Linked DNA regions of Mus musculus: region 2 is linked to region 1. A link is a loop called in an ENCODE intact Hi-C map of the cell type or tissue named here. Cell type or tissue: heart. All regions are shown on one strand. Links, peaks and the distances in the headings refer to the core of each region. The heading gives the core; the rest is flanking DNA.

The links. Hi-C counts contacts between places; a loop is a spot of excess contacts. Peaks named below come from ENCODE experiments on the same cell type or tissue, not always from the same donor. Only the 100,000 strongest peaks of a DNase experiment are listed, where the experiment ranks them.
Region 2: a loop joins it to region 1, with 2.3 times the contacts of the local background. A loop is called at or near these places in 6 of 42 quality-filtered maps.

What each region holds. Positions count from the first base shown.
Region 1 is chr3:130,053,623-130,065,962 of GRCm38, reverse strand. Sec24b (Sec24 related gene family, member B (S. cerevisiae)) reads left to right here and starts at 5,056. Exons shown (of 24, transcript NM_207209.3): 1 at 5,056-5,394. The coding sequence starts at 5,295. In heart, for the core only: a CTCF peak has its summit at 5,058 (motif pointing right); DNase peaks (open chromatin) are centred at 4,492, 5,232 and 7,242; H3K4me3 peaks cover 3,143 bases; H3K27ac peaks cover 2,674 bases.
Region 2 is chr3:130,006,383-130,018,722 of GRCm38, reverse strand. It overlaps Sec24b (Sec24 related gene family, member B (S. cerevisiae)), which reads left to right. Exons shown (of 24, transcript NM_207209.3): 5 at 6,851-6,931; 6 at 8,829-9,061; 7 at 11,128-11,312. Among named protein-coding and RNA genes, the nearest start is that of Mcub, 42 kb to the right of the region's middle. In heart, for the core only: no CTCF peak of the experiment used is centred there; no DNase peak of the experiment used is centred there.

The DNA of each region.
Region 1 (12,340 bases), core at 1,692-9,691:
TCTACATATATATATATGTGTGTGTGTGTGTGTATACACACACACACACACACACACACATACATACACACACACACATACATTTTCTTTGCCAGAGGTATCCATTTTTTTTTTCTTCCATGTCTTCAATGCCTCTGATTCTTCCATCCCTAGTATTCTGTTGGTGAGTCATGCCTCTGGTGTTGAGTTCCTAAGTTTCTCACTTTCAGATTTCTCTCAGTTTGGGTTTTCTTTATTGATTCTATTTCCACTGTGAGGTCTTGACCTGTTTTACTCATTTCCTGTTTTATGGTCTCCATCATATTCATAGTCTATTTTAAGGCTGATTTCCCTTGTACTTCAGCTTTGTTGCAATTCCCAAGGCCTACTGTGGCTGGGTGCTGGGCTCTACTGGAGATATATTTTCCATTATTGATTGGGTTTTTACACAAGCACCTAGGCATCTGGGTTTGGGATGATTGTAATTTTAGGTACTGGCATTGTCTTTGTTGGGTGGGTTTTTGTTCCTTGGTTTCTGTTACTCTCTCTAGTTCTTAAGGAGGGTGTGGTATCTGTGTGTTGTCTGGTAGAGAGTTCTTTTGGGATTCTGTTAGGTGTGGCCACAGAGGGTTCTGGGTAAAATGTGTTTCTAGGGATAGGAGCTGACATTTAGGAATGGTGATGGACTGGGTGTGAGGCAAGGGGATTCACAAGATTTTTTTTTTTTTTTTTTTTTTAGTCCCCTGGGAATGGCGGCAGAATTTGAAGAGAAGCTACAACAGGTCGTCTGCCACAGACTTAAGGATGAGACTGGGGGATTGGATTTGGAGAGGAGGAAACAGAGAAGATGTGAAGCTTGCTCGACTCCCTGCTTCACTGGCTGCCCTATTTGCATCTCTGCCGGACTCGACTTGCAGGTCCCCAGAGCATGGGCTGGGATAACAGCATAGATGGGGAGCATGGTTAGAGGAGAATGGTCTACTGGAGATGAGGTAGAGAGGAAGGGGGGGAGTGGGTTGTAGCATGTGGCCTGCTAGGGTAGAGACAGGGATTTAGAGGAGAGGGGGAAAAAGGTAAAGATTTGCAGCTAGGGACTCCAACTGAGAGCTTGCAATGCAAGCACTTTACCAACTGAGCTACCTCTCCTGCCTCAGAAACTAATTATGTAAAACTGAGACTCCATTGACAGGCAAAATGGGCCATTGTAATTAGTGTGGCTCTATGAGGAGCAGTGTAAACTAACCCAGGATGCTTGCAGTAAATTGAAGGTACTGGTGCTAAACAGGCTTTGGCTTTCTCTCTGGTTCTGCTAATTAAAGACTGATGACACTCCCGTCCCCACCCCCCAAAGTGTCCCTAAACTCTATTAAGCTCCCAGCTGGATCCCATATACCAAAAAAACCCCAAAGTTACAAACTTTAAAACATTTTATACGACACTGAGGCTTTCATAAAGAATTGGAAATTTGAAGAAAGGGTTAAATGTTTTAAAGCTGGGTTTGAGAAGGAACAGAAGGTCAGGGTTCCCTTCAAATGGTCCAAGCATCTCTGTCTGGCGGGGATGAGGATGCTCTGCTCCATGATCTGCTTGGGGAAAGGTTGGGGAATTCTTCCAACAGCAATCATTTCTTCAATTCCTTCAGTTTACAACATGCCCAAGGGTCACTGATGTACACTGTTTGGTGCTGCAGTTCCTGAATACTGTCATAAACGTGCTAGAAGAATACTGCACTAGCTATGCCTGGGTTGTCAACTTGACTATGCCTGGAATGATTCAGACATGGAGGGCACACCTGTGATCTTGAGGCTGATCACAGGCTTCTGACCCAGATCCTAGCATGGAGATCTTGAGGCATTGTGGCCATGAAAAACGTAGGCCCAAGCAAGGTAGTACAGACCTTTAATCCCAGGAGATTGAGGCAAGCAGATATCTGAGTTCAAGGCCAGCCTGGGACAAAAGCAAACTCCCAATCCAGGTGAGGTGGTACATACTTTTAATCTGGGCCACACCTTCTGCTGGAGGCCTACATCGAACATTGGAAGAAGGAAGTCTTAATTGCCATCACATCTATTGGAACCTACTTCGCTAGGATTCCAGAATATACAGAAGACCAGTAGAGACAGACACCCAGCCTCCTGGGACTGAGCAATTACTAGACCTTTGCACTTCCCATTCATAGCTGCCCATTGTTGAGTTAGTTGGACTACAGACTGTAAGTCATTACGGTAAATTCCCTTAATATACAGAGACATTCTGTAAGTTCTGTGACTCCAGAGAGCCCTGACTGTGGGTCTGATTCTGTCCCACCGCTGGAGTGTGGAAGAAGCAGAAGAGAAATGTAGAGTGCTTGACCCAGTTTACTCTGTACCACCGCTGTCTGGTGGCTGGGTTTTAGGGAAGCGTGGAGACAGACACTGCTCAGTGGGTGAGACAACAGCCTAGGATGTAGGGAGGCCAAAGCTGTGCTTCCCTGAGTCCCAGGAATCTAGGTACCTCTGGAAAACCACACTGAGGATACCACATTAGCATGGAGAACTCTGTTCTGGGCTATGCTACATGGGGAGTGGGGTCATGTGTTCTGGGCTAGGAATCTAGCAGGAAGCCGGGAGGTGCCTACCATCTCAGGTGGGTACCTGAGTGCCAGGGTCTCGGACCCACTCAACCTTACCAAGTTTCCTGGCACTGTCCATTGTCCCACACCTGACTAATACAAATTCTACAGTGAACTAATGGATAAGTGGTGCTACAGATTGTGAGGAGCTATGTGTAGTGGTGCTAAGGCAGGAGGATCTACAAGTCCATAGCCAGCCTGGAGCTACATAGTGAGATCTTGTCTCAAAAGGAAAACGAAACAAATAAACAATAAGACTCCCACCCCACCCCCAAAAACTCAACCTATATAAACTGATAGTATGATTTATCCATGGTATGATTAAGGTGAAGGTTTTAATTGTAGGGGTGTGTGTGTGTGTGTTAATGAACATGGCCAGCAGACTGGACATGGGCAGGTCTCTCTACAAGGCAGGGGAGAATAGCAGGAGGCAGAGAAAAGAGAATACATGACGAGAATCAGGAGCCAAAGGAGAGAGGGAGAGCACAGAAGAGAGAAGATATAGCAAAAATAGCAGGGCTCTAAGGAGACTGAGTAGCTGAGGGGAGAGGAGCCTGTGAGCTGAAAGGAATTTAGGGTGGGGATGAGGTGAGACGGGCTAGGATGGACTTTGAGATGTATAACAGGTATTCGTGGTACAGAGGAACGATGGAGGGCAGCATGGATTTTGATATGCTAATGGACACCACAGGTAGTTATATATATATAGTCGCTCCTGCTAGAGGTATGAGAAACAACTCCTTTTGATGGAGGGTGTCTTAGGGTTTCATTTCTGTGAAGAGACACCATGACCACAGCAACTCTTATAAAGAGAAATATTTAATTTGGGGCTGGCTTCCAGTTTCTGAGGTTTAGTCCATTATCATCAGGGTGGGAAGGATAGCAGCCTGCAAGCAGATTATGGTGCTGGAGGAGCGGAGATTCTACATCTTGATCTGCAGGCAGCAGCAGGAGACTGCACCATACTTGTGTAGCTTCAGCATATGAGACCTCAAAACCTCAAAACACAGTGAGATAATTCTTCCATCAAGGCCACATCTCCTGATAGTGCCAATCTCGATGGGCTAAGCACTCAAACACTTGAGTCTTCGGGGCCATACCTACTCAAACCATCACAGTGGGGAACAGTTTCCCAGGTTTGTTAGGAAGGCTGCCTTTTATCTAACTGCCAGAAACCCTCCTATAGTCCAGGCTGATGTTTGGATTGCCATTTGGAATTTGGGGTACGGAAGTTTCCTTTAGGCCCAACACAACCGACCAACGGAAGTAAATAATTTTGGAGCCATTACATTATGGAGATCTATGGAAGTGTAATATCTCAGTCTGTGTGAGGAATCTTCCCTGAAGAAATAACATATCCATACACCTGATTGAAATCAGCTAACATCAAGAACACATTGCAGAGGCAGAAAGCCAATCGCCTATTCTTCCCTTACTCACATGGTGTCACCCTTAATTTTAGTAAATTCAAAGGACTCCTGGCAAGGGCTTGAACTGTGACCTCCTTGATGAAGTGGGGGTGTGATCTCTAGCTCAGGGAGGCTGAGCTGCTGCGAACAAAGCCACAATACACATGAATACAGAGCATAATGTGGCTGGAAATCTCAGAACTCCAAAGTTTATTTTTAGTGCGGTTCGATAGGGCATCCGTCATTAACTCACGGCAACTATTTAAGGAAGGCTTTGTGTTCTAGAACTACGAACCTTTGAGGTTGGCATAACCTTCCAGTAAATAGGATTCCAGCGCTCCGGAAATGCCATCTTACTAGATCACATTCTGAATCCGAACGTTTTTGAGCAGTTGCACACCCACCACTGTGTGACCGTGACCTAGTTGGGACCAAGATGCCCAAATGACTTGGATAAAGTAGTCTTTACTTGCCAGTCAGCATGCTGAACGGACCAGGGAGATTGCTTCTAAGACTTCACTAAGGTAGTCAAAGCAAGCTGACCTGTCTTCTGGATGCCACAGCTCTCCTAAACACCAACGGGCGGGCGGAGCCAACCCTTGGTGGGTGGGGGGAATATAAAGTTCGTCTTCAAGCTCTCCTAGTATTAGGCATTCATCTTTCTCCTAGCGTTTAAAGCCACTGGTCAAAGTTCTGGCTTTACTGCCACTGTTATGGGGAATCTGTCATAGAGAAATGTTTTCTCTCTGCTTGGGAATTACACATTTTCAATCAACATTTAGCTTGATTGCGCTGTTAATTTGGAATTAAGTTGGAGTGGGGGGGGGTGGCGTTGTACAAGAATAAATAACAAATCCAAAGCCAGGCTTCCTCTTCCGAGGATGGGTACGTGGGTGGGCTGGGACTGGCGTGACCCAGGACTCGGGACCTCAGCCCGCAGCTTTGCACCGCTCTGCAGCACTGCAGGGCGCAGGCTCCATCCGGGTAGCGGCGGCCACCGTGGCCCGCGCCTTTCCCTTCGGCGGCGGCGCCGCAGCCGCAGTCTGGCCTGTGCGGGGAGGTGGTCGCAGCTCCGGCCTGCAGGGGGCGCTGGCGCGGGAGGGCTGGGCCGGGGTCCGCACGCGTGCGGTGGTGGCGCGGCCGAGCGTGGGTGCCCGGGCCGCGGTCGTCGGTGAGAGTGACTCGGCCTGTGACGCGGGCGCGTTCCTTCCTCTTCCTCTTCCTCCGCGGCCCCGCCTTCCTTCCCTCCGCCCATCTCCCGCCGCGGAGGAGCCGCCGCCGCCAGCCGCGCCGTCATGTCGGCCCCCGCCGGGTCCCCTCACCCGGCCGCCGGCGCCCGGATGCCGCCCAAGCTCGGCGGAGCTGTCTCCGGCCTGGCACCGCCGCAGCAGAACGGTGAGGCGGGAGGCCGGGGCGCGGCGTGGGGCCTAGGCAGGCGGAAGGGAGGGAGAGCGGGCGGGCGGGCGGGCGGCCTGCGCGGTGGCTGGGGGCGGGCAGGGCAGGGCCGGACCGGGGAGGCCGCGGTGGGGCCCCGAGGCCGCGGTGGAGCCTGGAGGCCGCGATGCGGCGAGGGGAGCGACCGAAGGGCCGGCAGGGCGGGGCCGCCGGCCGCCTGCCATCCAGGCCTGCCCTCCCGCGCGGACCGAGGCCGGAGTGGAGGGGTCGGCGGCCCGCACGACCGTCTGCTCCGACCTGGGCGCCGGCCGGTTGCCCCGGGCGACCCTTTGGGCCCCGAGAGCTCACAGGACGCCGGGGCCGCAGAGTGCTTGGTCTATGGAGGGCTGGGAGCAACCTTGGTACCTGGTGGATCGCATCCTTCCGGGCCCCAGGAACGTAGCTTTGATTTTTTTTTTTTTAAGGCCCAGCGAGCACGCCGCCTGGAAGGGAACTTAGTTTGCACTCAAGTTTGTAGGCAGAAGGATGTAAATGTGCTGCAGAAGTGTAACTGTAACCCCGACCCACTTCGGCCTCGGATCTGTTGTGGTTTGCCGCTGCGGTTGCTGCTCAAGCCTTTGGAGTTCGCTTGTAGTAGTGTAGTGTTCCCGGGGTAGCAGGTGTCAACTAAGCGAACACCTTTAGAGTCCCCCATCTCCAGCTTCACTTTCAAGTCTAGGAAAACGTGCCAGAGTTGCTTGGCCCTGTTTTGATGCAAGGCCTGCGTAGGGAAACACGACTGTGGCTTTCATACAGAGGTTATAGGCTCCGAGCATGCAGGAGTTATTGCTGAGAAATGATCTTACCCTAGCGTGCCTGGCCCCTGCTCTGGATATCTGGAATGTTCCTAAGTAGGGGAGGGGCCCTCCTTAGAGAGTTGAGTGTGTCTAATGAGACCCTCCCAAAGTAAAGCGAAGAAAATCCCTCTGCCCTGTGTCAAAAAACAAAACTACTCAATACTCATCAAATCATTGGCCTAGTTTACACAGCGTGCTAATCAAATTTACAGCCAAAGTTTGGAAAATCAGTAATGCTTTTCAAACACGAAACACCCCAAGAATCAGGTGGAATTTTTTATTCACAATTAAAAAAAAATGATGGTTTAGTCTTAAGATCCCTAGGTTGGTCTTACTTATCAATATTTCATGCTTCTTATAGTTGTTGTTTAGTATCAAGAGCTTTTGAAGGTGAACGGTGTCATTTGTATCACACTTGTCCAGGTGAAAACATGGTTTGTGAGCAGCTTTGTCTATTATGTGTGCCTGGGTATAAATGACTGTGCCCCTCCTTGCACATAGAGTTCAGAGGATAACTTCTGAGAGTTGGTTCTTTCTACCTTGTAGGTTTTGGAAATCCAACTTAGGTAGGCTTCTAGGAACTGCTAACTAGGCTTTGTTTTGTTTGTTAACATTGTAAATCAATGTTTAACAGTTTCAGGGACGGTGTCCTTGATTGTCAAGTGTCATTTTTATTTTTTAGATGACACAGAGGTGCCAGGACATTTACTCAGCCACGTGGTTGTAGGAATAAATCCATGTCTTGATGCCCAGTGGGAATGATACTTGGTTTCTGTTTATTCTTACTCTTCATAACAACATCTGAATTGTCGTCTAACATCTGTTGCTTGGCTACCAGGTCGATATTCAAAGTTAGAGTAGTGGATGAAACAGAATCCCTCCTCCTGAATTGTATTTTAGCAACATTCAAATTGGTTCTGGCTGGTCTTGAGTGATTTGGTAGGTAGTGGGGGTGGGGAGGAGAGGGAAGGGCTGTCTCTAGGAAGAGGTTACATCATGAGCAATCCTGGAAGTGTGGGCTTAGAAAGGGCAGGCCCTGGGTAGAAACTGGAAGCTGTGGAGAAGAGCAAAGGGAACTGGGTGGAAGGGAGAGGGAGGAAGGTGGAAGGAGTCATAGAGAGGCCAGGTTGCAGAAAGGTCTTGAGACGTCATGCAGAGGCATTTGGAAATACAGAACTAGAGTCCCTTTGGTTTGGTTTTGTGGAAGGGATTAACGAGCCCAGAGATGAGAGGATCAGATCTGATTTTGTTCCTCGGTTTTAGAGAAAGTCATCACGAAGATTAAACAATAATTTCAGTTTTTGTTATGTACAGAAATCACTTTGCTTTCTATTTACTATATCCCTGGAATTCCAGCCATGGTAATAACACCAAAGAATAGATCAGAAGTATGAAAAATACCATGGGAAAACAAGCCAGGGACAAGAGAAACACCATAGCAGACAGAATGAGGTCACTTCCTTCATAACCTCGGTAGACTGGGAGCAGTATCTGGTCCTGTCACAGTGAGCTAAAACTCTTGGAATTTTGAGAGCGATAGGGGGTCTTTGTTACTCATAACGATCATTGGCTCTGCACCAATTTTACACTAGTGTAATTAAGTCATAAGATGGGCCCGGGTAGCCTCAGGATGAGACTGGTGAGCGGGGATCTTTCAGTCCCTACTTAGTAACCCGGGTAGACATTCTGGTTTGACCTGCATGCTTTTGGAGGCACCCCTTCCCCGAGACCTTGCTTGTGTGCACTCCCCCGAGGTGTGGCTATTTCTTAAATGTTTTCTTTTCCTTTGTTGAAGATGGAATTGAGGGTATAGCCCTTTGAAATGTCGTGGTTACTTGGTTTTGCTTGAGCACGGTCTCATGTAACTGAGCATGACAGTGAACTCCTGATCTTCTTGCCCCAGCCTCCCAACTGCTTGCTGACCCTCTTGCTTCCACCTTCATGTTATGGGCATGGCCACACTTCCCTGTAGTGTCTTTTAACAAACCAGAAAAGGTGTTTCCAAGGGGCAGGTAGTAGGAACTTACTTTATCACATAAAGGAAAGTTGTGACAGCCGGCCACTTGTGATTGGGCTCTCGAGCGGGGACAGTGCTGTGGGATCTGACTCAGTGCAGGTGGGAATGATCAGAGTTGACTTTAGACGCTGTCACTGGAGCTTGCTTGGGAAGGGAAGAAACCCACACAGCTGCTCCCTGAAGTCTTCAGTGTCAGGTATTTGTTTGTTTGTCTGTTTTTTACATGAAGTGGCAAATGAGGGCTGGAGAGATGGCACAGCAGCTAAGAGCACCAAGCTAATGGCTCAGCAGCTAAGAGTGAAGGCTGCTGCTTTCCCACAGGACTGGAGTTTGATTCCTATGCTCACATGGTGGCTCACAAGTGTTTGTAATTCAAGTTCCAGGATTTCCAATGGCCTCTCCTGGCCTCTGGGGGTACTAGATTTGCGTGTGATGCGCACATATGACACACAAACATACATGTAGACAAAAACACCCCTTCAAAAAGGAACAAAGAAGCAGCAAGTGTTTTCAGGACAGATTTGATTTCCACAGACCGCTAAGATGGAGGTGGGGTCTGGGTAGCTCTGGAGCACAGTTTGGAAAGCACCTTGTCCAGTCCCATGCTTTGGCAGGTGAAATTAAGATCCAGAAAGGTGAGCTGGTGAGGCATTTCCCACCCATGCCCGAGGAAGGTTGGTGAGAGAGGTTGCTTGTCTCGTTTACTGCTGTGTTCTTAGTGTTGCAAATAGTGGTGGGCGAGTTACAGGTGTTCACTAAAGATTTATTGAATGAGGCCACTTAGTCCTAATTCCAAGTTCAGTGCTCTTAGAACAGACCCTACTAAGGTGCCATGCTGGCCTTGAACTCCCAATCTTCTTGCTTTCACTTCCAAATGCTGAGTGAGATACAGGCATGCAGTGTCTGACATAGGTACAAAGGTTCGCCATCATAGGCTTTATCATTGAGTCTCCTGTCTTTCTAAGATTAAGTGCTAGGTTCTCACTGCTTGAAGATAGTATGAGGACTTTGCATCTGTAAACTCTTCTGTTCACCTTGGCGCTACCTTCAGATTTTCATTCTGAGTAACACATGGATTTGTAGAATTATTTGCATCTCCATATGAAGTATTAGTTGAATATTTTTCAATTTTAACTCTTTTTTTGAGGCAGGGTTTCCCTGTGTAACCCTGGTTGGCCTGGAACTTGCTCTATAAAAAACAGGCTGGCCTTGAACTCACAGAGATCCTCCTGTCTCTGCCTCCTAAGTGCTGCGATTAGGTGTGTGCCACCATGTCCAGCTTCCTTTGGCTTGACATTACTTCAAAGCTGAGTCATCAAAGATGTGCTGCCGAGGGAAATAACAGCCCAACAGAGTATAACGCCCAAGTTGTTCCCAACCAACTTGACATCCCAAGAGTGTCACGAACAACCCAGATCTAACAGTGTACCTCTGCCCAAAAGGTTAGCACTGATTATAATTGTCAATGACGCAACGAGGTTAAACAGAGAGGGAGTTACTAGACTTTTTTTTTATGGAAAGGTGGACCGGCAAACCATTAACTCAGATTCTTTCTGGTTGTGGACTCTGAGAAACCTGTCAGCTTTAAGAGCACACACAGAATTCAGAACCTTTGTGCAGTGCAGTGTCCTATCTGGTCAGTGCAGTGTCCACATCTGGGGCTGCCCAGAAGCATAGGTCTTCAGGAGAGCTCTTCCTCTGGCTGTCATGGACTTGTCTGAATGCACTTTTTTTCCTTCTAACCTGCTGACTGGCAATCTCGAGGACCTTAAAGTCTTTGTCCTGTGTATACTCAACCATCTGCCTGTAATAACAGTAACCTAAGAAGTAATTGTTATTATAATGTATGCTTTTAGTTATTTTCTGTGCTTTCACACCTCTCAGGGTTCTGAGTTTATAGCTATCGTGTGTGTGTGTGTGTGTGTGTGTGTGTGTGTGTGTGTGTGTGTGTGAACTCTGTTTATTGTCCCCAGCAATTTCAGGTAACTTCTGCTTTTAAAATAACTTTTAAAAAAAGGTATTTCCCTTATGCTCACACACATCAGAGGCATCCGCTCTCCCTGGAGTTGGAGCACAGCGAGAGTCTCCTGACTCGGGCGCTAGGAGTTCAGATCCAACAGAAGAGGACTTAAGTGAGCTGCTCTCCGGCTCCAGCCTCCTTTTAAAAACCCACCTACAGCTAAACTGTCTGACGGGAAGACTGGAGTGGAACAGTCTTGAAGGGACTTGTTCTAGAGGTGAGGCACGTTCATAGTACTGACATGTGAAGAGATAGAATAGTAGCCTGGAGAAGGGTCAACCACCTGGGATTGCCTAGAAGATACAGAATGGGTGCAGAGTTTGATTTAGTCCAAGCTTTATGGAGAAAAGTTACTTAACGTGTGAGATTCTGAGTTTAGTGATCTCTGCCTTGTAGAGCCTTTGAGAGGATTAGATTAAATGAAGTACTGTTGTTAAGATACCCAGTCCAGGTAGGGAATCAGCCCTGAGAATAGCCTTTATTCCATTTTCTTTAAGACGCCAGGTTATACATTCTTTGAATGGCAGACTGTGTGTGCATTTCCTTTATATTCCCAGTAGCAGCTTGTAGTAGATGCTCAGCTGATAAGGGAACTTGCCTTCATACTTCCTTCTTGCTTTACAATATTCTGAAAGTCAATAACAGCTTTACTCCTTCTAGTGTATTAACATCTAGGGCTTGGTCGCTGTTTTGGTCACTTCTGTCACTTGGTTCATTCTGCTTTCCTCACCTTCCTCCTCTCTCCATGCAGACTTGGAAAGTTTCTGCTAATAGATCAGCTCTGTAGCCAGCTGGCTTGCCAGAGGGTGAGTTAGAGTCACGCAGCAAAAGCCCCGAGACAGTGATGAGAAAAACCCGGCTCAAGTGCAGAGGAAGAGCTGTGAAGCCATGCCTTGCCTAGCCACCTGCCAGCCTTGTCACAGGAGAGTTTAAGGGAAGGGTTAAGTGGTGCTTCAGCTGGGTCTAAAATGACGAACAAGCTAGGCGAGTTGGCACATGCCCGTACACTCAGCCAGCACTCTGGAGATTTCTGAAAGTTTGAGGCCAGTCTGGTGTAAATAGTGCATTTCAACCAGGCAAAGGTGCATAGTGAGGTAGTGTCTCACAAAGTAAAAAATAAATAACCAACTAAATAAAGAATTGTGCCTAGACTTTTGAATGTTCAGTTAAGATTGTGATCTGAGCCTGGGGTGCTGGTGTACACCTTTAATCCCAGCACTCGGAAGGCAGAGGCGCCTGGATCTCTATGAGTTCAAGGCCAGCCTGGTCTGCATAACAAATTCCAAGAAAGCCATACTTAGACACAGAGTATGGTACCTACAAAGATAGATAGAGCTCTATCTGGCATGCTAGAACTGTAGCCATTCTTTCTGGAGAGAGATGAGGGGTTTGAAGTGGCAGAGAAAGTCAGTAACAGAAACATGGTTGTATGCTGTCTAGATGAAGATACCACGAGGAGCCTCCAGAAGGGAAGGGGCCAGTGTGGAGTCTAGCCTTTGCTCTAGTAAAAGTCAGTCCTGAATTCTTTTCTAGGTTTTACAGCCTAGTAAAACCCATCTTAGTCTGTTCCTCCAGAAGTGCAGGAGACACTCCTGAGGTTTCCTGTTTTCCTCTTGAAGTGTGTTGTGTGATCTAATAAGTGCCAGGTACAGGAATTCTTGGCGATGACTTAGAGTCTAAGATTTTCGAAATCACGATTTCTACGAGTCAGGCAGCAGACCTTGAAAAGAGGCAACCCAGCCTTTGCATGTGAGAGTTTGAAATTAGACCTGTCCATGGGAAAAGGAATGTGGGCAGCTTCTAGAAGCTACAAAGGGCAAAAGAGCTCTCTCTCTTGAGGATCGGTTACTATGTAAGCAACATTAAGCTGCATCCGCCCAGTGTCAGGGAATGCTTTTCTTCAGGCAGAGCTGTGCTGAGATCTGAAGAGTGGTTAAGGAAAGGTCAGGTGAAGGGAGGGTTTGGATCCTGGTAGAGATGAGCTTTGTAAAGACTTGGAGGTGTGGAAGCATGGCTTGCAGAACAGCGGATGGCTTGTCAATGTTTGGGATTGTTTGCATCTGGTTTTATCAC
Region 2 (12,340 bases), core at 2,243-10,242, 48 kb after region 1:
ATGAGTACTTTGTAGAAATTGTTTTGAGATGTGCAAATGTACTGGTTTTTGTTTTTTCATTCCTATGTATGTGCACATGTGCAGAGGCATGGGTCTGTGCACAGGCAGAGGTCAGGAGAGTGCTTTGGACTTGTTGGAGCTGGAAGTGCAGGCATGTAAGCAATGGCATTCCACGTGGACTGGAATCTTCCTTTCACTTTCTGTAGGTGCTGAGAGCTTAACTCTGGTCCTCATTGCTCAGCAAGTACTCTAGTGGCTGAGCTAGCGCTCCATTCCCGAATACCATGTTCTTTATTTAACTGTCACCCATTGCTTTAGTATTCATTAATATCTTCAAACTCTCATCTATATTGATGAGTTGGACTTACGAAAACCCATTGATTTGGCTAGTGGCAATGCCTTCAGTTGGGCTCTGATATCTTTCTTCATCCCTTGTAAATATATGTTTGGGCATGGGAGATAGGACAGAAAGGGAAGAACATCCCTTGAGTCTCACGAGTGCAGAGCTCCTGTGTGTCTGCTGCACTGGATGAATCCTGCCAGTCCTGTAGTGGGCGTTACTGTGAAGCCTGCTGCTAGTAATAAAGAACAGCTCAGAGGTGCCAGGTATCCATTTTCTCTCAGCCGATAGGTGGTGGACATGGGATCTGCCTTTCATCTTTCTGCATGTTTTATCTAAGTTATGTAGAAGCAAAACCTCACTTTGCCCAGTTCTTAAAATTGAGCCATACAAGCAAAGATTCTTGGTCTTGCTGACCCCTAGAGAGCACCTTACCTTACACCTTTTCTTCAAGGCTTCTGTGTTTTCATATTTTCTCAGCTTCAGAGTCTGTGCTAGTTTTATTTCTTCTTGAGCGAGGGTTTCCCTGTGTCGTCCAGGTGAATGGTTCATTTAGCTCTTCTTTCCTTTGCTTGAGAAGATTCCAGCTCCTCCTTTTTTCTCCTTTGGTTTCTTTCAAAGCTTCAAAAGCTGGGACCTAGAGCCAGCATAGACTGAGGGGCAGTTCTTCTCAAGACCTCCATTCATACACTTCTCCCACCTGGCCTCGTTGTTCTTAGGGTTGTGACAGGACTGAGGAACGTAGAGCTACCTGATGTCAATAGGGGGATAATCCATCAAAATTGATTGTTTATCTAAAGTTAGCTTTCACACTGAAAAGGGACAGATAGAGTTTCCTTAATCTGGAATGTTAAATACTACAAAAGCCAGATGTTTTCAGAACTGATATGACTCAAGTGGACAGTTCTACTTTTCTCATGATAGGTCATACATAGTTAATCCTAGATGTACTAGAAACGCCTACAATTACTATTGGACCCATGTTTCAGGTACATGTGAAATATATGTTAGTCTATGTTTAGCTTTAGATTCATTTAAAGATACCTCATCTTTTATATATACATATTCCAGAATCTGAAAAATTTAAAAACTGAAAACTTTCTGGCTCCATGTATTTTAGATAAGAATTTTTCAACCTGTATTTTTATTCTAAGGAATAATACAGTGGCTTCCAGCAATACTTAATAGGGAAACAGCATTTATAATTATAACTTGAAAAGACAGTGATTTAGGATTTTAAACAGTGCCTTACCTCGAGAGGAAATGCTTTTCTATTGTCATAAGGGAAGATTTCATAAGTGGAAAGAGGAAATCAGACTGCAGTATACTGGTGAACACACTGGCCCTGGTTAGTAGGTCTACAGTGTAACTGCATTGTAAGGCGAGGGGGTGGTGCAGCAGGGCAAGTCGGCTATAGTCTGAAGGGTTACAGTGTGAAGGTCTGTCCATGTTATTCCTCTAGGATTGTAGTGAGTTCTTGGTTTATGTGTGTCCAGGATGTCAACCTGCTGGTTTCATGTGTGTTTGCATGTATGTGGGTTTAGCACAGTTGTGATTGGTGTCGGCAGTGATACTATGAAAGCACTAGAGCGGATCAAGTTAGCATTAGGTTTTACCAAAGCTCAATTATGCTAACTGGGTCTGACTTAGTGGTCCATTTGTGATTACAAATGTTACTGCTTTGTTCTTGAGACAAGACTTGGACTTCTGAAAGTAAATGAGCAGACTTAATTATCACTAGATAAGCTAGAACAACTGTTTGTAAGAGGCATACTTGAAAGTCTGTGGCTATGGTATTATTAAGATGGGTGTTTTAAAACTTTAATTAAAATGACAATCTTTGTAATCTTAGTCCATCTCTTCCTATAGCTTCCCATTGCAGTCCTACCCAGCTTCAAGTCCCCCTACCCTTGTTCTCTGTCCCTCTCTCTTGTTCTCTCGATCGTTCTCAAAAGAGAAAAACAGCAAAAAATGAAATTCAGTATGGACAAATAAACTAAAAAGAAGGAAAGAAAATCAGTAAGAGAAAAAAACAAAACCCCCACAAACCAAGAAGCGCACAGACAGGGAGCCCACACTGGGTCAGCCACTGTTGTTGGGGATGCTTTCCTGTAGCGTGGTTGACAGGTGAAGTAACAGTCTACCTAAGAAAACCCATTTTTCCCTCCTCCGCAGATACCAGTTGCAAATAGCTTCTTGGTTAGGGATGGGACTTTCAAAAAGTACAGATTTTACTTAAGATGTTAAGATTTTAACATTTAACTTGCCATGAAAGAACCTCAGATTTATGATTAAATAGAAGTATGATCTTTAATAATTTGATATAAATATATTAATCTTTGGCTTTACTTTTTTTAAGAAAAGTGTGTGTTTCTGTGGGGTGAAGGTGTGCCACCGCATATTGTGGAAGTCAGAGGACAACTTGTGGGAGTCAGGAATCTCTTTCTGCCACGTTGGCCTTGGGCAGTCTAACTCAGGGCATTAGGCTTGAGGGAAAGAGCCAGTTCCATGCCGAGGTCAGCAAAGGGTGTTGAGTCCCCTGAAACTAGAAGGTTGGGTGGTGGTGAACTACCAATGGTGCTAAGACTAGAACTTGGTTCCTCTGGACGAGCAGGCAGTGCTCTTAATAGCTGAGCCATCTCTCCAGCCCCAGAGTTATTAAATGTTTGAGTGTTTTGCCCAAATGTATGTGCACTGCGTGTGTGCCTGAGACCCAAGGAGGCCAGAAGAGGGCCCTGGATCCTCTGGTACTGGAGTCATAGACAGTTCTAAGTCACCATGTGAATTCTGGGAACTGTAAGAATAACAAGTGCTCTTAGCAACTGAATCATCTCTCCAGCCTCAGTTATTATGATGATTCCTCCTCCTCCACTTCTTTTTTGAGGGTCTCATTGTGTAGTGTTGCTGGCTTGGAATTAGTTATGTAGACCTACTGGCCTCAACTCACAGATTGTATCTCCTGAGTGCTAGGATTAAATGCCCAGCAAGAATTAGTATTTCTCAGCAGTTACCTTTAAACCTTTTTCTTGGACATAGAGCATACCAGAAATTGGTATTTGTTTTGAGATAGGGTCTCATTATGTAATCTTACCTGGCGTGGAACTCGCTACGTAAGCTAGGCTGGCCTTGAACTCATAGAGGACTGCCTTTTCCCTTACTGTATAGCTGTCTTATTGAGGTTTAACTCACATACCATAACATTAACTTACTTAGATTATTGCTCAGCAAGTTTTACTGTTTTCTTACTTTATTCCCCACCAGTGTTCCAGAACATTCTGCCTTTCTCAGCTACACAGCTCAAGCAACTGCTGATTTATTATGTTGTTGAGTTGTGCTAATTTATTCTCTGACTGGCTTCTTTCTCTGAGCATGTGTGAGGCCCCTCCAAGCTGGCCCCACACCAGTGCTCTATCCCTTTGCCCTGTTGAAGAGCAGGCCCGTGTGTACACGGCTTTAGTTATTTCCCTGTCCCCCAGTTGGTGCACATTGATTGTTTCCGTCTTTTGGCCGTGATAAGTAGTGCTCCCATGAACGTTTGTCAGTAAGTTTTTGTGTGGTTTGTGTTTATTTATCTTATGACATTTCTTGGTCATATAGTAACTGTATTTTTAGAAACTGTCATAATGTTTTATAAAGTGGCTATACTCCTAAAATTTCATGATGTTTTTGGTTTTTCTGCATTCGTAACCACCAAAAAATGCTGTTCCAGATCCTTTTAGGGTTAGCCGCCGCCTTGGTGGGTGTGAGGATGGTGCTGTGCTCCTGGGTTGGCTTCCACCGTCCCAGGAGCCGGTGATGCTGAGAGCATCCTTTGATGCTCACTGCCTTTCATGGACCCCGTATAATGCAGGGTTCTGTGGTCTCCAGTTATGTGGTTTTTAACAAACACTTAGGCCATAGCGGATTTTATATGTGCTCTTCTGGTGCTGGCTAGCTTTGTGGGTGAGCTAAAGTAGGTTGCTAAACATTTTTGTCACATCAGAGGAGAACCCTGCACCCACTGAGCCATGTCTCTTCCTTTTACTCTCCCCTCAGCTCTCAGTGGCCACCAGTGTACCCTCTGACTTTGTAGACTTGCCTTTTCTAGAGACTCTCATTGAAATAGAACCGTACCATATGCAGTATATTATATGTGCTCTTTTTTGGCCTGGCCTTTTTGCTTTAGCATGGTTTCAAGATTTGTTTACCTTATAGCAAATATGAATACTTTATTCCTTTTGATTGAATGGCAATCCATTATTCTAGACATTTTGTGCAGCCATTACCTATTGGTAATTATTTGAGTTTATGTGTGTTTTTTTTTGTTTACTGTTTGTTTTGGGTTGGGGTCTTGTTATATATAGCTTAGACTTGTTTGTATAGTTAGATAAGTGATAATCCTTCTGCCTCAGCTTCCTGGGTGCTAGAATTACAGCATGCACTCTCACACCAGCTTCCGTTTACTATGATATGTTTTGTCACGTTTTGGAGACAGGATCCCACTAGGTAGCCCAAGTTCAGCATTGAGCCTCCTAAGTACCAGTGTTATAGCTGTGCCACTGTGTCCCACACTGAGGGTGTGACCCTGTACACCAGCGTCATGCTCGAGTTTAATATGTGGACAAACAGAAAAACTACTACTTCCCAGTAAACTGTTTATAACCAAAGAGGAGGGCTTAGTAGATACAGTCAGTCCTCCGCTTCATGTGGTCTAGTAGTCCGACCTGATGGCAAGTGGCTTTCCCTCCAGAGCCTCCCATCAGGTTAGCCATGTGTTTCTAGGGGTGGTAACTGGCCCAGAGTTACACAGCAGCTATAACTGTGCCTGTGCTCTTCTGCCTTGAAGTCACATTCTTTGCTGAGAGTGAAGCATCCCTATACAAATAACTGTCAATGGTGCCCTTAATTCATCCACTTAATTCTTAAGGTTATCTGGAAGCTGTTTCGAGGAAGATAACTGTAATGCCCATTCTTTTTACATCACAGCTTTAAAAAAATGAAGTTAAGGTGTCCAACAACATAGGAGTTAGGGTAAATAAAACAAATGATTTTTATGACAATGGATGGGTTTTTCCAGACTTAAAGAGTGGTTAAGTTGTTTGCAGAGAAAATGAATGTACCTGGAGATAATCAGACCACTCAAGTTCAACCAGTCCTAGGAAGACAAATGTGTATGTTTCTTCCCATATATATATATAGTGTTATAAACTCATACACATATAAACAACAAGAAAGTGAAAGTAAAATTCTGTGAACAAAGGGAGCCAGTGGAGGGGGAGAGGCATGGCAGGTCGTGTTCAACATGTGGTCTATACTTGATGAAAAGGCAAAACAAACACTTAAAAAAAAAAGGAAAAACTAAACTCCCGGTTGTTGTCAGTTAAGAGCCAGGGAAAGTGCTCTAGCAGAGAGTTTTGTCACTTTGGTCTCAAGGCATTTTCTACTGTGTTTATCTGTGTAAACGGCAGTGTATTTACCTGAGTTTCTCAATGAAGTACTGCTGAGTGAATGAATGAAGGAACTGTCTCTTATGTTCTATTCTCCCATGTGTCCTAGCACCTCTCCGCTTTTCTTAATCTAACCGGTTTGAATGGTCACAAACCGTAAGTTCTTCTGTCTGATGTTTATGTCTGTGAGCATGGCTTCCAGTCACATGGCAAGTGCTGTTAATCTCTCTTCTGCACATGGATAAATGGAGACACTAAAATACTTTCATGTTATGCTGGAAGAAACCCAAGCCATAAGGTCTTCTTGTTTTCATGTTTCTGCTGTACTTTCACGTGTCTGTTTTCCTTTCATGTGTGTATGTGTACCGCATGTCTGTGTGTGCTCAGAGAGGTCAAAGAGGACATCGGATCCCCTGGATGGAGTTCCAGCTCCTTTGTAGCCATCGTGTGGGTGCTGGGAATCCAACCCAGGTCCTCTCTGAGATCTCTTAACTGTTAGGCCATCTCTGTAGCCCCAGTCTTTTATGTGTGAAACAGCTCCATTTCACGTGCTGTTCCATTAAAAAGAGCTGCTAGCGCTAAATTTTTATTTGCTTATTTTTTATAAATTTGATGTTTATTCTTGAAGTTGATGTGTGACTGAATTTTATTCCACTCATCAGCTGTGTAGTCTCCCCACTGTTTTTGTTATTTGTTATTTTTTTTAATTAAATTTGTGTATTTGTCAGGATGGGCATGTGCCAGTATGTTGAGGCCAGTATAAGTTTCCAGAGTTAGTTTTTTTGTTGTTGCCATCAAATTCAGGTAGTCAAGTGGTCAGTTTATCATGGCGAGTGCTTTTACGTGCTGAGCCATTCATATAGCCTGTGTGAGTGTGTGTTTGTGTGTTTCTCTGTGTCTGTCTATCTTTTAAAACATCAGTCATTGTGTGTGTGAGAGTGCTCTCAAAAACATTAGTCATTTTAATTTGGTAGCAGAGTTGGGAACGTTTTTAGTTGAGCCACACCGACTTGATTCATGATGGCAGCTGTGCTGTGAGGTTCACCATCACTTTGAACTTAGCCCGTGTTTGCTTTCCTTGTAGGTGTTGACAGCTCTTCCACCACCAGCAGTGCTTCGCCCTTGCCCAACAGTTACGATGCCTTGGAAGGAGGCAGCTACCCAGGTAAGCTGTTTCGATCCAGCTTGTGCACTCTTCATTTACGTTCCTGCTGCAGCATGGTAAAGGGGACTGACTGCATATCAAAGCATACTGCCTTTTTAACAAAAAAGTGAGACATTTTCCTGACATTTCTCAGCTGTAATATAGTAATATAACAACCATTCATGTTGTTTCTGGTGACCTGAAGACATTTGTTGTTTGGATTTTTTTCTTTTCTCTTCCTAAAAAAAATGATAGTGAACAAGGTAATTTTTTTTCTCTAATTTTAAAAAACAGCTCCTTAAATTGTGCTATTTCTGTTGATTTGCACGGGTCCTTGAATCCCTTCCAGCTAAGCCTTGGGTGTGTGTTTGATTCCTTACTTCCCTTGTGGCTCCTGCTGCCTCCACTTGGTAAAAAGCCAAGTAGACACAGGGAGTAGATTTTAGAGACATTGCTAGTTTTCTAATATTTTATTTGAAATGTATAAGAAAGTTTAGCCTGCTTATATTTGCACCCTGCATTCCTAGTCAGAATAGAGGGTTGTATTTTATGGAACTGGAAGTGCAGAAGGTTGTGTGCCTCCGGACTTGAGCCCATTTCCTCTAAGAGCCAGTGCTCCAAAGCCATCATTCTTAATTATATCTGGGAAGAACCTCATTACCTGAGGAGAACCGAGTGGTAGTGGATATAAAGTGGAAAATAAGCTGTTGTAAGCAGTAGTCATTTCATTGTAGTAGGAACTTATGCTGCAGTCTTCCGATGCTGCGGTCTCCTGTCACCCACTCAGGGGCACACTCCCTCCTCTCATGACAGCACGACAGCGCACATGACTTTGTCCTCTCATCGCGTTGATAATATTACTTTCACTAGGATGAAATTTAGCCAAAGCTGTACTGTTCTGTACCTAACACACTGTTCACTGTCACAATACCATGAATCCGTAGAAAATGGAATCCTCTGAGTTTAGTGTGCAGCTCCCTCTTAGTCCTCTGTGGTCAAGCATTTTTTGTCCTAGGAATTAATGGGTATGTGTGTGTGTGTGTTTGGGGGGGGGGGGAGGTTTACAGGTGTCTTCTAAATTCAAACACAGTCAATAAAAAGATGGATTCTTCAAGAGAACTTTTAAACGACGATTTTTATTAAGTCATGTACTTTTCAGTCTGTGTCTTTGCAGACTCTTAGCTGGTAAGAAATACCATTTTTAATGCAAAAAAGATCAAGTGATTATAACTTAAAGATAAATTTAAAGTAAGACCAAGTCAACATACCAAAATTTTACACTTATTACACACACATATGCTGCCATTTTTTTTTCATTTTTCCCAGTTTTACTGGAATTTTTGCTTTTAAGTTTAAATAAAAATGAAGGACATCCAGTCACTAAATTGTCTTAGTCACTTATTGATGCTAGCTGTTGTCCTAGAAGTTTAGGACACTATTTTATATTCTACTCACAATTCACCTATGTAGGTAATACATATTTCTAGGGTATTATAGGAATATGCCACTATTTTCATGGACATTTTACATTAAGGGTCAGATAAAGGGCAGTTTAGAAAGAACTAAGTTTTAATCTTAATTCCTTTGTTTTATTTTCTGATTCTTAGCTCCAGTCATCCTGGGAGAATTAAAAAACAAAAATATACACTACTGTATTATCTGTGCCTGGCGTTGTTAGAAGTAACACCTGAAGTATTTGTTACTGAATATTATCCATAGGCAAAGCAATACATAAATTCAGATGGACAGAATATTGGTAGTTACTAAAGTCGGGTGAACTGAACATGGTTGTCGAGATCTTCTCTTTCTAATTGATGTGTTCTGCATTTGTCACAGTAAAACATTCAGAAAAGAACGCCAAAGGTTATTGCTTACCAACCGGATTTGCGGTTGTGAACACCTAATTATTTCTTTGTAGATATGCATTCTTCTTCAGCAAGCAGCCCTGTTCCTGACCATGCCCTGGAACCCAGTCCCACCCTCGCCCAGGCTCTGTCTGCAGCCCCCACTCCCCCTGCAGCTCAGCCAGCCAAGGTGGCAAAGCCTTTTGGCTATGGCTACCCAGCTCTGCAGCCTGCCTATCAGAACGCAGCACCACCACCCATGCCCGCAGCACATCCCAGCGGCCCAGCGTACACTGGATATCCTCAGGTGTGTATCCAGTCGTGTTTGTAAGTCGATAAAGTTTGGATCCATTGGAGCACGTCTCTGATGATCTGGATTTAAAGAGGTAGAGTCTGGATGAAAAGTGAGTAGCTTGGGTTTCTTTAGGGGTTTGCAGGCTTTGTCCAGGTGTTTATAATCAGGAAATTAAATGGTGATTTAAAGCTAACGTTTACACGTGTGTCTGTGTCTGCCATGTATGTGCTGATGACTACAGAGCCCAGAGCTTGCTGAGCTGGAACAGAAGGCAGGCAGTCTCGAGCGTCCCCGTCTGAATCCTGGGGTGGGAACTCGGTCCCCTGAGAGAGCCACTTCTCTAACCCGGAATAGAACTTAGGATGGTTCTAGTGCTGAGCTGACAGTTACCTCAGAAAAATAAGAGAATGTAATTTAGTATTTATCTTAGCCTCTGTTCTTTACTTGGAGTTATGATTCTTTATGTACTAGTTAGAATTAGTGCATTCATATAGTGAACCTTGGACCCTGTACTAAAGAATATGGGAGATAACTATATATATATAGACACACAGCGTATCCTTTATTTATTTATTTTTTTCCCTTTTTCTGTTAAAAAGTTTGTGGTTGGAGTCATGTGTATGTCTAAGTTTATAATATAAATAACAACAAAAGAAATGGGAAACTGACTTAAAATGTTGACTAGAGGTAAAATATGAGGTGAGAGATCCCTGTATGCTTTTGTAACATTTTCATATCAAAATAAAACAATTTTTGGCCCATAGTTGATTGAATCTATCATTTGTAGCTTACAAAATAGAATATAGACTATACTCAGTATACATCTAATATATTTAAATAATTTCAAAATTATATCAACTTTTATTATGAGTGTAAAATTGTTAAATGTAAGATTTGTGTTGTTAGTGCTAGAGAGACAGTTTAGTGGTTATGAGCACTGGCTGTTCTTACAGAGAACCTGGGTTCAATTCCCAGCACTTACACTGTGGGACACAGCTCCAGCCCCAGGGAATCTAATGCCCTCCTCTGGTCTCTGAAGGCACCAAGCACACAAGTGGTATATAGACATACATGCACACAAACTATTTATACATAAGATGAAATCTAAATTTAAAGTTTACAAAAGTAATGAGAAAATACAGAAAAGCCATTTCAGTATGAATCACATATTACATAAAAGATTTGTCTAGTCATAATCTTTGTCCTTAGATATGTATCGCAACTGTCAGTAAAATTAGTTCAAACCTAACTAGAACGTGGTTTGGTTTCTTGAACTGTAAGGATTGCTTTTTTGTATCATCGGGATATTTTTGTTGTTGTGTAAATACAGTAGTTTGTATTTTGAGGGAACATTCATAAAGAAAACTGGTCATGAAAATAGTCTTAAAGGAAGCATAAATATAGGTACTATTTTGGTCAGTTTTGACTTACTTAGCTCAAAGCTTGAGTAGTTTTAAAGTATGACAGTAATTGATTAAATTATTTTGAGTGAATAAAAAGCTGTGACCTCATAGTTATACTACAAGCATAGTACAGGAACAGAAAGCAGCAGAGGAGACCTCTAGACACGGGCGCGTCCTAAGGCAGCGGGTGTTAACCTATGGGTTGCTACCTTTGAGGTTGAACAACCCTTTCTTTCACAGGGCCACTTCAGATGTTTACACATTATGGTCCATAACAGTAGCAAAATTTCAGTTCTGAAGTAGCAACAGAAATAATGTTATGGTTGGGTCACCACAGCATAAGGAGCTGTATTAGAGGGCCACACATTAGAGGTTGAGAACCACTGCTCTAAGGGATCAGCTTACCCTGAAAACTTATGGAACCTGAAATGCTTCAACGTTTCTCAGCCCTATTAAATGTAAGCTCTAGTTTTTTGATGTTGAACAGAATAACATTATGAACAAAATTGTTTTTGCTTTGAAATGTTTATGCTTTAAATTGACTGTTTTGCTAAGTACGACTCCCAGATACAAATTTTCTCAAAATCTTGAATTTTCTTTGCATTAAAATCTGGTATCCAGAAACTTTTTTCATACTTGTAAAAATGTTCCTTTTGCCTTGAATTTCTCTCTCAGCATTACCCAGGTGTGAACCAGCTGTCCTCAGGTCTCGGAGGACTAAGCCTGCAGAGTTCTCCACAGCCAGAAAGCCTAAGACCTGTCAACCTCACCCAGGAGAAAAATATTTTACCTCCAACTCCTATTTGGGCTCCTGTACCTAACCTGAGTGCAGAACTCAGCAAGTTAAACTGTAGTCCAGAGTAGGTACTCTTTACTTTACAGCATCTTGACAGTGAGAGCTCGGATGAAAACAGCCATCAGGCAGTGTGCTTGCTGGTGGTCCCTTGATGGGAAGCTTGGGGCATATGGGCTTTTCTGTTTCGGTTTGTATGAAGTGCATGTAAGCTTTCCTCTGTTTGATTGTGTGTGTATGTGGTGCACTGTATATGTGTTTGGGTTGTGGTGTGTGTATATGTGGCACACTGTGTATGTGTCGGGGTGGTGGTGGTACCACAGACACACATTAGGCACCCTGCTCTGTCACGTTGCTGTAGTCCTTGGAGACAGCCAGGCACTAAACGTAGAGTGAGCTGGCACTCAGCACCTCAGCAGTTCCCCTGCCTCCGCTTCCCACAGCAGGCACACGAGGCCACTCCTGCTCTTTTACATGGCGACTGAGGACTTGAACTCCGCTCCTCATACTTGCATAGCAAGCTGTCTTATTGCTGAGCCATCTCCCCAGAAACCCTGACACTCTTTAAGTAACATAGTCTTTGGAAAATTCTTTCTTTGGCCCTTCTTGAAAGTGACGTAAATTTAACTAATGTTATCCCAAGAATAGGTTTAGATAGTTTTTCTTAGTCCATATGGAAGCCCCAGCTTATTGGAGCATCATGAATTCACACAGGCACTTCCTTCACTGAGCACGTCCTTACCTCCTGGAGAGGTGTAGCTGGTGTCTCCATGCCTGCCTTCTGTGTTGGTCGGTGGGCTCCATCCTTACGGCCCAGGGCCGCCCAGGCTGTTCACTGCTGTTTTACCTGCTCCTCCGGTTTCCTCTCTGCACATCGTAGACCTGAAATGTCAGAGAGCATCATCTTCCTCACACCAGAGTCCGTCCTCCTCAGAGCAAGGCCGTGGCTTTCCGCCATTTTTCTCAGTAGTTGAAGGAGACGGGGAATGTTACATAGAATTAAACAGTGTCCTTCTCTACCACGCTGACCTGTGACTGCTGAATGAGGCTACAGTGATTTCCATAAAAACATAGCACACTGAGAATTGCAGGCTA